2 separate regions of the Mus musculus genome follow, and region 2 is linked to region 1. The links are chromatin loops, found by intact Hi-C in ENCODE. Cell type or tissue: heart. All regions are shown on one strand.

What was found. A loop is a pair of places that touch in the nucleus more often than their neighbours do. Peaks named below come from ENCODE experiments on the same cell type or tissue, not always from the same donor. Only the 100,000 strongest peaks of a DNase experiment are listed, where the experiment ranks them.
Region 2: it touches region 1 in a loop (2.4-fold over the local background); 2 of 42 quality-filtered maps call a loop at or near these places.

What each region holds. Positions count from the first base shown.
Region 1 is chr12:94,484,160-94,492,159 of GRCm38, forward strand. No RefSeq gene overlaps it. Among named protein-coding and RNA genes, the nearest start is that of Mir8099-2, 560 kb to the left of the region's middle. In heart, a CTCF peak has its summit at 4,763; a DNase peak (open chromatin) is centred at 4,762.
Region 2 is chr12:94,186,202-94,194,201 of GRCm38, forward strand. No RefSeq gene overlaps it. Among named protein-coding and RNA genes, the nearest start is that of Mir8099-2, 260 kb to the left of the region's middle. In heart, a CTCF peak has its summit at 4,530 (motif pointing right); a DNase peak (open chromatin) is centred at 4,790; H3K27ac peaks cover 627 bases.

The DNA of each region.
Region 1 (8,000 bases):
AATTGAAGCAATAGAAATGAACCCACACACCTATGGTCACTTGATATTTAACAAAGGAGCTAAAACCATCAAGTGGAAAAAAGTCAGCATTTTCAAGAATGGTGGTGGCTCAACTGGCAGTTAGTATGTAGAAGAATGCAAATCAATCTATTTTTATCTCCTTGCACAAAGCTCAAGTCCACGTATATCAAGGACCTCCACATAAAATCAGATACACTGAAACTAAAAGAAGAGAAAGTGGGGAATAGCCTGGAACACGTGGACAGAGAAGAAAATATCCTGAACAGAATTCCATGGCTTTTGCTCTAAGATTAAGAATTGATAAATGGAACATCTTAAAATTTCAAACATCCTGTAAGGCAAGAAACACTGTTAATAGGACAAAACACCAACCAACAGACGGGGAAAGATCTTTAACAAGCCTACATCTGATAAAGCGCTAATATCCAATATATACAAAGAACTCAACAAATTAGAATCCAGACAATCAAATAACCCCATTTTAAAATAGGGTACAGAACTAAACAAAGAATCCTCAACTGAGGAATACAAAATGGCTGAGAAGCACCTAAAGAAATGTCCAACATCCTTAGTCATCAGGAAAATTCAAATCAAAACAACCCTGAGATACTACCTCACACCAGTCAGAATGGCTAAGATAAAAAATTCAGTCAACAGCAGATGCTGGTGAGGATGTAGAGAAAGAGAAACACTCCTCCATTGTTGGTGGGATTGCAAGCTGGTACAACTACTCTGGACATCAGTTTGGCAGTTTCTCAGAAAATTGGATATAGTTTTATGTGAGGAGCCAGCTATACCATTCCTAGTCATATACACAAAAGATGTCCCAACATGTAATAAAGACAAGAGCTCTACTATGTCCTTAGCAGCCTTATAATAGCCAGAAGCTGGAAAGAACCCAGATGTCCTTCAACAGAAGAATGAATACAGAAAATGTGGTACATTTACACAATGGAGTACTACTCAGCTATTAAAATAGGGACTTCATGGACCTCTTAGGCAAATGGATGGAACTAGAAAATATCATCCTGAATAAGGTAACCCAGTCACAGAAAAACACACTTAGTATTAATTCAATGATAAGTGGATATTAACCCAAATGCTCAGAATACCCAAAATACAATTCACAAACCACAGGAAGCTCAAGAAGAAAGACCAAAGTGTGGATGCTTAGGTCCATCTTAGAAGGAGGAATAAAATACTCATGGGAGGAAGCACAGAGATAAAGTGTAGGGTAGAGACTGAAGGAAAGGCCATCCAGAGACTGCCCCACGTGGGGATCTATCTTATATACAGCAATCAAACACAAACACTATTGCAGATGCCAAGAGGTGCTTGATGACAGGAGTCTGATATAGCTGTCTCTTGAGAGGCTCTGCCAGAACCTGACAAATACAGAGTGGTTGGTCATAGCCAACCATTGGATTGAGCATGGGGTCCTACAATGGACAAGTTAGAGAAAGGACTGAACGAGCTGAAGGGGTTTGCAACAACATCAACCTACCAGACACCCCAGAGCTCCCAGGGATTAAACCACCAACCAAAGAGTATTCTTGGATGGCTCCAGTCGCACATGTAGCAGAGGAGGGCCTTTTCAGGCATCAATGGGAAGTGAGGCCATTGATCCTGTGGAGAGACTGGATGCCAGAGTGTAGTGTAATGCCAGGACTGGGAAGCAGGAGTGGGTAGGTGAATCAGGGAACAAAGTCATTGAAGGGGGAAGAGGAGATGGGATAGGAGGTTTCCGGGAAAGGGGATAACATTTGAAATGTAAATAAGGAAAGTATCTAATTAAAAAGGTGAAACAAATAAACAAAAAAGAACGGGTCATGTGCTTAAGTTTTAGCAGTTGGCTCAGATGGCAATCACCCTGCTAAACAGGTTTATGCTTATTTGTTTTGTTGCTGTTGTTGTTGTCATTAGTTTTAAGAATATCATGCTAGGTCTTTTAGAATAATCCATTCTCTACATCCACACCTCATCCTAGATCCATCCCTCTTTGTTGTCAGCAAGTTCTCTGCCCTCCTTTGCATCAAAGACAGCCTGAGCTGCTGAAATATTCTTGAATATTTGCCTTCCACTGGAATCTGTTCTAGCTATCAGAGGCAACATTTTTAGAGTATTAACCCTTCCTCTCCCAGAAGCTAAGGATGTCAATAGGTCTTGAGTGAAAGGTGGGACTTTATGCTTTACTCCCTCTTTTCTTTTTTTTCTGAGGTTTCATCTGGTTTTTGCTTCTACAGGGTCTTGTACATAGAGTGACATTTGCTATGAGTCCCTGTGTGCAACTGTCTTGCTCTGTGTATAAGACAGCTTTTCCTTGGAACAATCCATTGTCTCAGAATCTTACACACTTATTGATTTTTTCTTTCAAAATGATCCATGAGTCTTTGGAGGAGTGGGTATGACTTGTATGTTCCATATTAGTTGAATGTTCTCTACTTTTCTATTCTCTGCACTTTAGCCAGTCTTTGTGTTGACTGTCATTCACTACAAGCCGGAGCTACTCTGGTGAGAATTGAGAAATGTTTTAATCTATGGGTATAATGATAACTTATTAAGCATTATTATAGCAGTATGTTCATTTTGCAGAATCATAGAAATATGTCCTTTCCTGGGCTCCTCTATCTCTTCAGCATATTCTTCGCCTGATAGTGATACCAAGAATGGCCTGTTCAATAACAAGGACTGCTCTTAGCTGAAATAAAGTCTTCCTAATGTGTTCTGGAAGATAACAAAAAAAACATGAACACTAGCCTTTTGTATTGGGGAATCATTGGGATGTCACTGACCAACAATTCTAAACTTCTCCCCAATGGGTTCTCTCATACATATAATTTGTTTAATGAATGGTTCTGTGTTTGGGGACATAAACTCATAGTGGTACTCAAATCAAGGGAGACAAGTCATGGAGCTTATAATAAATGCCTATGACTAGAGTCTCAGTTCAGAACACCCATCATTTCATGCAGGCATTTTTCAAACTTTCCATTCAGAAAAAAAAAAAAACAGGTAACAAAAAGTTTCATATTCATTGTTTGTTGTTTGTTTGTTTTCTAGAGGGAAAGGTCTATCAGCTTCACTGATATGCATTATCTTTATACGATATAAACACAAGCTTTTACCACACAAAACTTTCTCCTCAGTTATTGGAGACTTGTTTTTTAATGACTCTTTACTTACCCAAATTTAAACTACAATGGCACTCACATTAAATACTATTAATTAAACTTGGCCTCCAAGATCTTTCAAATACTGGATTACCAACCAGGCAGCATACACCAGCTGATCTAAAGACCCAAACACATATACAGCAGAGGGCTGCCAGGCCTGGGTTCAGTAAGAGAAGATGCACATAACCATAAGAGACTAGAGGACCCAGGGAGTTTAGAGGTCTGGTTGGGTGGGGTGGGGTGGGGACATCCTTGTGGAGATTGGGGGTGGGGAGGAAGTATCAAATGTGGAACAGTCAGAGTGTGGACCTGGGGATGGGAAATAAAATCTGGAGTGTTAAATAAATAAATAAATAAATAAATAAATAGCCACCTGGGGATGGGGAATAAAATCTGGAGTGTAAAATAAATAAATAAATAAATAAATAAATAAATAACCAAAAAGTAGAGTTGTTATATAGAAAAAAATACTATCAAGCATCCTCTGTACTATGAAAAAAAAGCTACAATTATTAACTACTTGCAAAGGGCTTTAAGTTGGTGAATAAGCATATCTATCAGGAAGAAAGTTTGGCTTCCTGTAGCAATCCTTCCTGTTCCGTAAAAGGGTTGACATAGGCAAAAGGGAGCCTTCTTAAGGTCTTTGTTACAGGTTCAGGTATGGACATAACATAGCTGAAGTTTTGGCTGAATTCACTTCCAAGTTTTTACTGAGTGATATCATTTTGGATGCAAATTCAAAGCAAAGACAATCGAGACTATTTTCATTTGGGTGTGGACGGGAGAGGAAATACTATGTTACAAGTATTTGTAATATGTCTTTGTAGGCAGCATATCTGAAAAGATTCATATGCATTTTTGGATGCACTGGGTAGAAATCAATCCCAGACATACACTGATCATCCAAGACATGCCAGGAGGGGTGTTTTGTGCTATTGAGAACAGATGTTAAAGATACTTATTTCAAATGTAAAGACAGACACTTCTATTTCTATTGTGTGGTGTGGACCAAGATAACATTTATAGTAACTGTTCCTGGACATATTATGTCCCCATACTATCACAAGTTACTCTGTCAGTGATTCTCAAAGTTTTCTTGTATGATCACTGGCAGAAACAATTGAGGGTAAATTTGAGTCTATCACATACCTGGATGAAAAGGCTGCTATCACTTTTGTGAAAATAAATCTGAACTGTAAAACATATAAGAAACTATAAGCTGAAATCTACCAAATGCCTAGTGTGTTAGATTTTTTATATTTCAATTCTGCATTCTTACTATTCCATAAAATGTCACATTTTGTTCTGATTTTGCACACAGCTTCCTTTTTCCTGTAATTAGTGGCCATAATTATTTAAACATTCAAGTAAATTTGGTTTTCCTGAAAGCATGACAAATTATTTCACATGTCTCTGGTGTCCCAGCTAAAAGTTTTATGACTTGATATTTTATGTTTTTCCTCAGATAATAAAATTGTCTCTCTACTCTAAGAGTACAGAGCTGGCAAGGGACAATGAGAACTAAAAATATTGCCTATTGTTTTGTCATGCCCCTGTGGCGCTGTGTATCCACAGAGGGATTGACCGAGGAAACTAAGCAGGATGATACAGGATGCTATGCACTCTAAAGTTGGACTCAGGGAGAAGGTTCCAGGACAAAATGAAATCACAGATGCTTTGATCTGCTCTGCTCTGAGAATGACCATAGATCTTTCTCACTATGTGAGAATGATAACTTTCATAAAGAAGAGCAATGCATTTGTAATGGTTTATGTATGAATTTGTGAAAGATATTAATACTATTTTAATATATGTGTACTTTTTATTAGATGATTTCTTTATTTACATTTCAAATAGTTTCCCTTTCCTAGTTTCCCCTCTGAAAATCCCTTATTCTCTTCCCCCTCTGCCTGCTGCCCAACCCACTCACTCCAGCTCCCTGGTCCAGGAATTCCCCTACATTGGGCACAGAACCTTCACAGGCTATTGATGACCTACTAGGCCATCCTCTGCTACATATGCAGCTAGAGCTACAAGTCCCTCCATGTGTTTTCTTTGATTGGTGGTTTAGTCCCAGGGAGCTCCGGGATTACTGGTTAATTCATATTGTTGTTCCTCCTAGAGGTCTGCAAACCACTTCAGCTCCTTGGGTACTTTCTCTAGCTCCTTCATTGGTTATCCTATGATCCATCTAATGGATGTGAGCATCCACTTCTGTATTAGTCAGGCACCAGGGGAGCCTCTCAGGAGACAGCTGTATCAGCAAGCTCTTGTTGGCATCTGCCATAGTGTCTGGGTTTGATGGTTGTTTATGGTATGGATTCCTAAGTGGGGCAGTTTCTGGATGGTCAATCCATCAGTCTCTGCTCCATACTTTGTCTCTGTAACTCCTTGCATGGATATATTGATCCCCATTCTAAGAAAGAGCAAGGTATCCACACTTTGGTCTTCCTTCTTCTTGAGTTTCATATATTTTGCAAATTGTATCTTGGGTATTGTGAGCTTCTGGGCTAATATATACTTATCAGTGAGTGGATATCATGTGTGTTTGTTTATGACTGGGTTACCTCACTTAGGATGATATCCTCCAGATTCATCCATTTTTTCTAAGATTTTAATGAATTTATTGTTTTTAATAGCTGAGTAGTACTCCATTGTGTAAATGTACCACATTTTCTGTATTCATTCCTCTGTTGAAGGATATCTGGGTTCTTTCCAGCTTCTTGTATTTAAAAAAAAAGGCTGCTATGAACATAGTTGGGCATGTGTTCTTTTTACCAGTTGTAGAATCTTCTGGGTATATGCATAGGAGTGGTATTGCTGGATATTCTGGCAGAACTATGTCCAATTTTCTGAGGAACTGTCAAACTGATTTCCAGAGTGGTTGTACAAGCTTGCAATCCCACCAACAATGGAGGAGTGTTCCTCTTTCTCCACATCCTCACCAGCATCTGCTGTCACCTGAGTTTTTGATCTTAATTCCACTGGTGTGAAGGTGGAATCTCAGGTTGTATTGATTTGCATTTCCCTGATGACTAAGGATGTTGAATAATTCTTTAGGTGCTTCTCAGCTATTTGGTATCCCTCAGTTGAGAATGCTTTGTTTAGTTCTGCACCACATTTTTAATAGGGTTTTTGGTTTTCCAGAGTCCAACTTCTAGATTTCTTCATACATATATTTTGGATATTAGCCCCCTATCGGATTTAGAATTCGTTAAAGATCTTTTCCCAATCTGTTGATTGCCATTTTGTCTTATCGACAGTGTCCTTTGCATTACAGATGCTTTGCAATTTTATGAGGTTCCATTTGTTGATTCTTGATCTTACAGCATAAGCCATGGCTGTTCTGTTCATGAATTTTTCCCCTGTGCCCATATCTTTGAGGCTTTTCCCTACTTTTTCCTCTATGACTTTCAGTATCTCTGGTCTTATGTGGAGTTCCTTGATACACTTAGACTTGAGCTTTGTACAAGGAGGTATGAATGGATCAATTTGCATTTTTCTACATGATAATGGTCAGTTGAGCCAGCATCATTTGTTGAAAATGATGTCTTCTTCCTACTGAATGGTTTTAGCTCCTTTGTCAAGTATTATGTGACCATAGGTGTGTGCCTTCATTTCTGGGTCTTCAATTCTATTCCATTGATCTACCTGTCAGTTCCTGTACCAGTACCATGCAGTTTTTATCACAATTGCTCTGTATTACAGCCTGAGGTTGGGGATGGTGATTCCACCAGAAGTTCTTTTAGTATTGAGAATAGTTTTTGCTATCCTGGGTTTTGGTTATTCCAGATGAATTTGCAAATTGCATTTCTAACTCCGTGGAGAATTGAGTTGGAATTTTGATGGGGATTGCATTGAGTCTGTAGATTGCTTTCTGCAAGATAGCCATTTTTACTATATTAATACTGCCAATCTATGAGCATGGGAGATCTGTCCATCTTCTGAAGTCTTCTTTGATTTCTTTCTTCAGAGACTTGAAGTTCTTATCATACAGACCTTTCACTTGCTTAGAGTCACTCCAAGGTATTTTATATTATTTGTGACTAATTTGAAGGGTACTATTTCCCTAACTTCTTTCTCAGCCTATTTATCCTTTGTGGAGAGAAAGGCCACTGATTTGTTTGAGTTCATTTACTATCCAGCCACTTTGATGAAGTTACTTATCAGGTTTAAGAGTTCTCTGGTGGAATTTTAAGGGTTACTTATATATACTATAATATCATCTGCAAATAGTGATATTTTGATTTTTTTTCCTTTCCAATTTTTATTCCTTTGATCTCCTTTTGTTGTCTAATTGCTCTGACTAGGACATCAAGTACTATATTGAATAGGTAGGGAGAGAGTGGGCAGCATTTTCTAGTCCCTTATTTTAGTGAGATTGCTTCAAGTTTCTCTCCATTTAGTTTGATGTTGGCTACTGGTTTGAGGGGTATTGCTTTTTCTATGTTTAGATGTGGGCCTTGAATTCCTGATCTTTCCAAGACTTTTGTCATTAATAGGTGTTAGATTTTGTTAAAATCTTTCTCAGCATCTAATGTGATGATCATGTGGTTTTTGTCTTTGAGTATGTTTATATAAATGGATTACATAGATATATTGAACCATCCCTGCATCTCTTTATCTTTGGATGAAGCCTAAATGATTGTGATGGATGAACATTTTGTTGTGTTCTTAGATTCTGTTTTTGAGAAATTTATTGAGTATTTTTGCATCGATAATCTTAAAGGAAATTGATCTGAAGTTTTCTTTGTTGGGTTTTGTGTGGTTCACGTATCAGAGTCATTGTGGCTTCATAGAACAAAT
Region 2 (8,000 bases), 300 kb before region 1:
CTTGCCTTCACTAGATTTATAACATAAACAGTCAGAGGTTGTGGTTGAATCTGTATGGTGGATAAAACTTCCAGGGGGATTTTTACTCCATGATGAATGTTCATTGAGCAAATTGCAGTGAAAGGGTGTTTATTTCATGAAACACCTGAATTTATTTTCTTAATTGAACCACTCTCTTGGCAGTGTGTTCTCTAAAGACCCAGTGGATGATCGACATCCCCTGCACCATACTGCTTCTCAGAGGGCAGCTACCACCAAGCACGGGATGTGAGGATAATATTTAAATGTTTTAAGATGTCTTGTTGGCTCACTGTATCCCTGGCTTCTGTATCTATAGACCCAAACACCCACGGATCAAAATAGAATAAATACACTCTACTCTGTCTAGAATGAACATTCACAGATTTTTTTGCCATTATTTCCTATATAACACATATATCAACTATTTACATTATATTTGGCTTTAAAGTAATCAGCAGATTATTTTTAATGTGGGAAATTGTTTTATAGTTTTCTGCAAAGGCAGCCATCTTAAATGAGTTAATTGGGCAACTTAAGGTCTGAGAATTGAAGGGGATCACATAAACTATCCCCATAGATAAGGAGCAACAACCACATCTTTGGAAACACTAGCCTTGACAAACCGTGCAGAGGTGGCATTGTCTGGACTTATTAAAGCCATATGGCACTGCTTCTAGAACAGGCCCACTAGTAACTCAAGTTTCTCCTGGTTTGTCTCCACCTTCCTCCTTGCATTCCTTTTCCTCTCCATCTATCCTTTGTAACATCTTCCTACCATGGTTGCTTTACATTAGAGTGTTTGTTCTACTCTGTACCTTATTTTCATTTTTTGTTGGTTTCCTAATATAACATAACGTTATATTATATTGTAAATATAATGTTATGTTATATTTCTTAACATAAATCACCTACAAATATCTGTAGATTACGAACTCCCTAAGAACAAAGGACAGAGCCCGTTTATTTTACTACTGTAGTCCCCTCTGTAATTGCTGCTTTTTATCATGAATAATGATAAAGAAAATTCAGATAATTTCATTTAAAGATGAATGACAGGAATTATATGTTAAATGCTTTATTCCAAAGCATTAACTTTAAAAGTAAGAAACTGGAGTTTTTTATACTACATTTAGGATGCTCAATATACACTCTGTGACCAGAAGTTCTAATTGTACCTTAAAGGGGGTTCCTTCAACTCTTGAAATCTAATGCTAGCTCTGAACAACAAGGCATCAATTAATATTAGAACTTGGGGTATTAGGAGTGGGTGCTATCCATGGGGGTGTGGAGAGAGGTGACAGACATTTATCCTAACCTAGTAAAAATAATGGGAAATAGGAGCTCTGAAGAACTGCCATAGTCATATCCCACATTTAGAAATTTTTATCTAGCTCTGAAAGGCATGGTGGCACAGGAACCTGCAGTATTTCTAGAAGTCTGACAGTAATATAAATCAGCATAGGAGCTGTTATTCTGAGAAGTTTGAATTCTACACAGTAATATTCCTTTCTGCAACTCTGTGTTTAATATGTATCTTGTTCCTGGCTATACGTCTTTATAAAAATAGAAGAGATACATGGCATAATGATCAACAAGTAATGAATATGTATAATTTAGTAGCATACATTTCCAATTTTGATACCAGTTGGAGAGGCACAGGAAAAATATACAAGATTGCTAGTAGTGAAAAATTTGGAAAATCCAGTATGCTTCAGACTGTCCAATTCATGGATGGAGCTATAGCCTGTGGAGATATTAAATGACAGGTCTCTTGTGCCCAAGCAGTGAATAGCAATATTAAGATTTCTTGCCTCAGGCCAGTGCTTTGCTTCATTCATATGTTTACCACTGTGGGATTTGAGGAGCTCAGAGTGAACAATTTTTCATACATACCCATCTCTGACATCCTCCAGTTTTAAAATACTGTACAGGCCTTTGCCGATTATCTTCTGTAAGTACAGCACAGTTGCTTGCCTCTTGGGAGTTTGAAATATATCTAAAATAACCCAGAAGTGTATTCTTTGTTGCTTTGTGACCCAGAGACAGCTTATGTAAACCTCCAAAGGCTCTACAGAGACAAATGACTCTGAGCCTCGTGAGCTTTCACTGTGCAGTATGCCGGATAAAACAGGTCTATGATACAAGTTATATTTTAGCAAACAGTATCTCTCAACATGATTACATTTTGCTACCTCCCATGGAAGGAAGGAATAGATCTTAGATATAATACACATTAAGAGATGAAAAGGCTTTTAGTAAACAGAAGAACGAGGAAAAGTCCAATCATACAACTCAGCCAGCATTAGCCTTGGAAAGGATGCCCTGGGAGTCTCAGACAAGGCATACAAATGTGGTCAACATGGTGTTCTAGACAAGAGTGTTCCAAGTTGTTCTGCTGTGACATAAACCCTATAGATCACTGAGAACGTTATACTTGTTACTTTTGGAGATAACCAGAAGCATATTTCTCAATGGCTCCATACATTTTCCTAACATCACACTTTGATTTATTACTCTTTTTCACCTTCTGCATTAGTACCTGAGTTGCATTCTGAATACCACTCATTGCCCACTATCTTGCTGAAAACACATTGTTCATACCATCATCATAATCCAAAAATATCAATAGAATTTATACTTTTAAATGGATGGAAATGGTGTGCATGCTCTGCATTCTTCTTGACTACTAATTATTTTTTGTCCCTGGATTAATTCTCTTGCCTAAACACAGTATGTGGTAGAGAACAGGGTGTCAATGAAATCATGCAACTCTATGCATTGCTAAGGTATAAAGGGAATTTTGCATAAAAGTGGAGTGTTATAATTCAATAAATGATCTTTTTAAGGAGAGGTGATGCTCAGAATGGAAAATTTCATAGGGAATATCTCTTTGTGTTAAAATTGTCCTTCCTTCTTTCCTAATTCATCCTACAGAGTATCTGAGATTATGCCGTTACATACTAGGTGTTTTATGCCTTCCTAAAACTCATGCTGAAATCATAACTGCCTGTTGTCTCAGAATATAAAATTTTTGGGATTAGATATTCAATAAATGATAGTTTTCAAACAAAGATGAGCTGGTTTGCATAGATACTAACATAACACATCATTTGGAGTTAACAATATATATATATTATTTAGTCTTATATATATATTTATATATATAATATAAATATATATATATTGTTTATATAAATAAATATATATAATTTGTGTGTGTATGTAAATACAATACATATACACATACATGTATATGAAATTGCACCTGAGGCAGGTACTAGACATTGCTTCAATACAGAAAATTCAAGGAGTCCCCACAGTAGCCACTAGACAGCTAGAACCTATGGGAAAGGATGGATCCATTTTCCTGGTAAATCTCAGAAGTTATCAATGTCACTGATCATTTGAACCTTCTGATCTGGAAAATTGTGAGACAGCAAAAGTCTGTTATTGTAGGCTACTCACCCTGAGGTCTATTTTTATTATAGACATAGAAAAGTAATTGAACTGCAGGTCCATTGTTTAAAATAGTGTTATATATCTTTTCTTCTAAAGATCTTAAAGAGATTTTTATACATTCAGTTTGACAGTCTAGAAGTGACTAGGAAGCCCAGTGGTTAAGCTCATTCATGCCATGTAGTCAAAGAGTTCACAGCTCTGATTTAGTGTAAGACATCAGATCTTTGGTGCCAAGATAATTCATCTTAGCCTTCCTAGTTCTGGTAATGCCAGGGTAGTCTATTCTGGAAACTTATCAATTTTAAAACCATCCAACTCACTAATTGTGGTACTGTTCATAACTTAAGTATACAGATCCCAACCTACACGAGACTCTTAAACAAATAAAGTACATAGACTAAATGCAACAGAGCTCAGGGCTTACAGTATGGAAGGATGACTTGAGTGGATAGATGATGACTCTCTAAATCGGTGTTTCTGAGTTAAGACTAAATAAAAAGGACAAAGTTGAAGGTTAATCCAAGCTGGTGAAGCACAAATAATTAAGATACAAGAACAAGAAGAAAGAGAAGTTAAAAGCAGTCAGTACCACCAATGAGCAAAGAGACAAATTAGAATTGGGAAAGAAAGAATGACACCTCTGGGACACATGAAGGTCTGAAGGCTACTCAGAGGTATATGACTTTCATTGAGGCTGGCTTTTGGGTAAGATGAAACTGGAAAGACTTAAAATCTTATTAATATCACTTTGTCAATACCAGCTTCTTTAAGGCAAAGTCCCAGACAAAACAATTGTTTTTAACCTTTCATTTAAGTCCTTTGCTTACTTGCTGTCTCTCTTGTATTCTCTTTATCTGTCAGTGTTACTCTTCGATATTTTAAATTTAGTTTTCTTCACTTGTATTGTTTTTGTCTTGTCTTCATGTAGCAGTAGTGCGCGTGCGCGTACACACACACACACACACACACACACACACACACACACACACACCACATATCTAGAAAGATTAATTTAACTCCACTAGGGGTCACTTCTGACCCACTGATGAGTCCTTAACCCTAAAATTTTGCCTGCCTACATAGCAAATCCTGAAGGATTTTTCTTCATGCTCTCCTTTGCTAACTTGGTGACCCCATTACCATCACAAGGACTGACATCAAAGGCAATGTCATCCACACCCTCCCTGGTCACAAGCCACCTCAGGAGCCAGCCAGGCTATTTAAAAAGGCATGCCCCGGGTGCTTCCCTTTGTTCAGAGTAGACAGGCAGTCCTGGGCTGGGAGCTTGGCACTTTGACAAATGTGCCATCATTATACAAAGTGTAATGTCATAGGAAAGGCCATGACTGTGCCAGGAAGGCCAGGATGTCTGTCTGCTTCTTGCTAGCAGGCCCCCAAGTGTCCACATCCAGGCGTCCAGGAGCTTCCTTCAATTGTCTACACATTGAGTTCTTTATCCTCTTAAAGACACGCATGCGCCTCCTTAGCCATCTGCTAAAAAGTGAAACTTCCAGTGATTTATTTCCAATCTGGTCACTTGAAAACTGACAGTTTTACTAATCTGAGAAATTATAGAGGCATCGGGGACAAGTAAGGTCTTTTGGTACTCGTCTTCATGTGCATTTATGTGCATATATTAAAAATGCCCCCCACACTGGCTACAGGAACACATATATCTGTCATCATGCCTGAAGTGAAAAGGTGAGGCTAACCTTTATATACATTTCACTCCATAAATTTCAGATTCTTTGTAAAGATCAGGATAGCAATAATTTTGCTTAGTTGAATCACTGATTTAAAACTGCTAACATAAAAGATTTCCCTTTTAGATTTTTTTCCTAGCATGCAAGCAGTAAATTTCATTAAATATTATTTTGCAGAAAATCTTGACCAAATTACCATTGTTTAGATGAACTGACACAAATGGACACACACATCAAATTGAATGTCAGCGTCTGTTTTATACTTTTTATTGTCTTTTAACCATAAACTTTTATACCTAGTCTCCCAATTTATTTGTTACTTAATGTGTATTTTATCTGATGGGTCTCACTTCCACGAAGATCAACAAGAATTTATATCTCTAGTATGTCATAAATCAAGGACTTGGTTTTACTTTAATTCAGTTTCAGTAGCCTTTACATTAATGTCTATAAAGGTGTTCTATGTAGGCTCAGATGGTAAATATTTAGGATGCATAAGTTGTGTCTTCACTGTGACAATTGTTCAGCTTTGTGCTTGGAGCACGAGACAAGTGTTAGATAATTCATGAGACCATGAGAGATGCTGTGCTGTACAAAATCTTTACAGAAACTGAATACTGGGTACCTTATAGTAGTCACAGGTCATGAAATGCCATTGGTTAATTTTTTTAACTGTTTACAATGTATGGAGAAAGTTCTTAGATCACTTCCTCTAGCAAAATCCATGGCAAATGGGATGTTTTCTGTGAAGGATAGGTCATAAAGCTGTATATACATAAAATTATGAAAATTACTGTCACCTTCAGTGTATATGCCAATTGAATGAACAATTTAAATTCTGCTCAGCTCTTCATCACTTTATATCATCAGCTTGGTCATTGGGTTGTACTGCCAGGGATTAACTTATAGAAGGAAAAGAGGAGCAGATATGAATCGTATGCACTTAAGGACTGACTAAATTATAGATCTAAATAAATTATGTTACAAGGAATATGAGTGTCTTTATAAAGAGATTTACTGACAGATTCTATAACAAACAAGTAATAAAAATAAATAAATAAAATAAAAGAAGAAAAAGAAATAAAAATGTGTCCTAGGTTATCAAGATTTAATTATAAAAAGCTAAGGACTTGCCTTATGGACACAGAAAAAAGCTTTCCCAGGAAAGTCAAGCCCATTCTTCTAAGTATGTGAATGAATATAATGCAAAGTAAATATGTATTATTACTGAGTCTCAAATTATAAAACAGAAATGAGATGTGCAAATAGGTAATTCTGATAAAGTAATTGCTCAGATTACAACAGTAATCTGGAACATAGAAGATCACATATCAGACCAATTGTCCTAGGATAAGCACTTGTATCATGATGATTCTTATTCACAAATCTAGTGGTTATGTTAAGAGCAGCTATTGAGCATTAGCAAAATTAAATTTAAATGCAAACAAAAAAAACAGAATAAGAACTCAATGATATTTTATCTCTGATTATTATTTTAGAATGCAAATTCTATGGTTGTGTTTATATATAATACATGGTGAAATTTAATCCATATAGTATGTATATAACATATACATATAATGATACAACATACATCTGTACATTTAGAATATTACTATCATCATGTGTATGCTCTTTAGAACAAAAGCAAGTGTGCCTTGTGTAGTGGTGATGGAACTAAGGTCAGATTTGTAGGATATTGAATATTAGGAAGAAAGTTAAGTAACTGATTTCTCCTGGGTAGAAATAATTTGATAGTTTTTTGTGTGTGTATAGGAAGCTGGAGTTCCTTACTAACCAGCCCAAATTGCATCCAGAGGCAAGGTCTCTCCTAAGTCTTACTTTTTCCAATATATTTCCGTTAATTAGTTGTGAATAAAATACTTTAATTTCCAAACAAGGTAATTTTGTTTAATTTATAAATTAGATGATTGTACTTACACATTAGTTCTGGAGACAAGAAGCTGTGGGTGATTCTCAGTTTGTGCTTTCTCTGCTCTTTCCATACTAGGCCATGCCTGGTTGAAGGAGCACTGAAAAGATGGACAGAATGGTTGCCTGCTGATTTGGCTCAGGAAGCATTTGATGATTATTATGGAAATTGTCCAACATAGATTCCTCAGACTTGTGGCATTTCTTTTATTCCCACCTCATTCTGACAGCATTCATCTTTGACATGACATTTTCTTAAATTGGCACTCATGAATGCAGAAGGCACAATAATTTAGGTCCATTTGCTAAAACCAACTTGATGGTAACTCGGGACAGTTCAGAATACCAACAGCTGTTATACCATTTAGATTTATTTTTAGCAGCACCATTGTGAGTCTAATAAAGGTTAAATTTACCAGTACATTTATATGTCTGTCATTCTAAAGATTTGAACTTATTTTAATGAAGCAGAAAATTATATAGACAAATTTAGTTTGATTATGGGGCTACATATAATAATGGGAATAGTGAACATTGATCAGAGGCTGACATTGTACCACATGTTAATATTGAGGGATTTATTTTCCACGGTAACTCTGATAGGTAAATACTATTACCATGCTCACCTGTTTGAAAGAGTAAATGGAGAGATAAAATGTCAGCAAGTCACAATTTAGAATCAAAGGAGCAACATTGCAACATCAATTAGTGACAAGAGTGGTCATGGATTTAAAAGAAGGGATGAGAATATGGAAGAGTTTGGAGGGAAGAAAAGGAGAAAATAAATTATATTATATTGTCAATAATTAAGAAAATGTATATATTTAAAAAGACCTGAAAGGAGACAAAATGATCTTTTTATAAAAAATTAATGTATTTACTGAT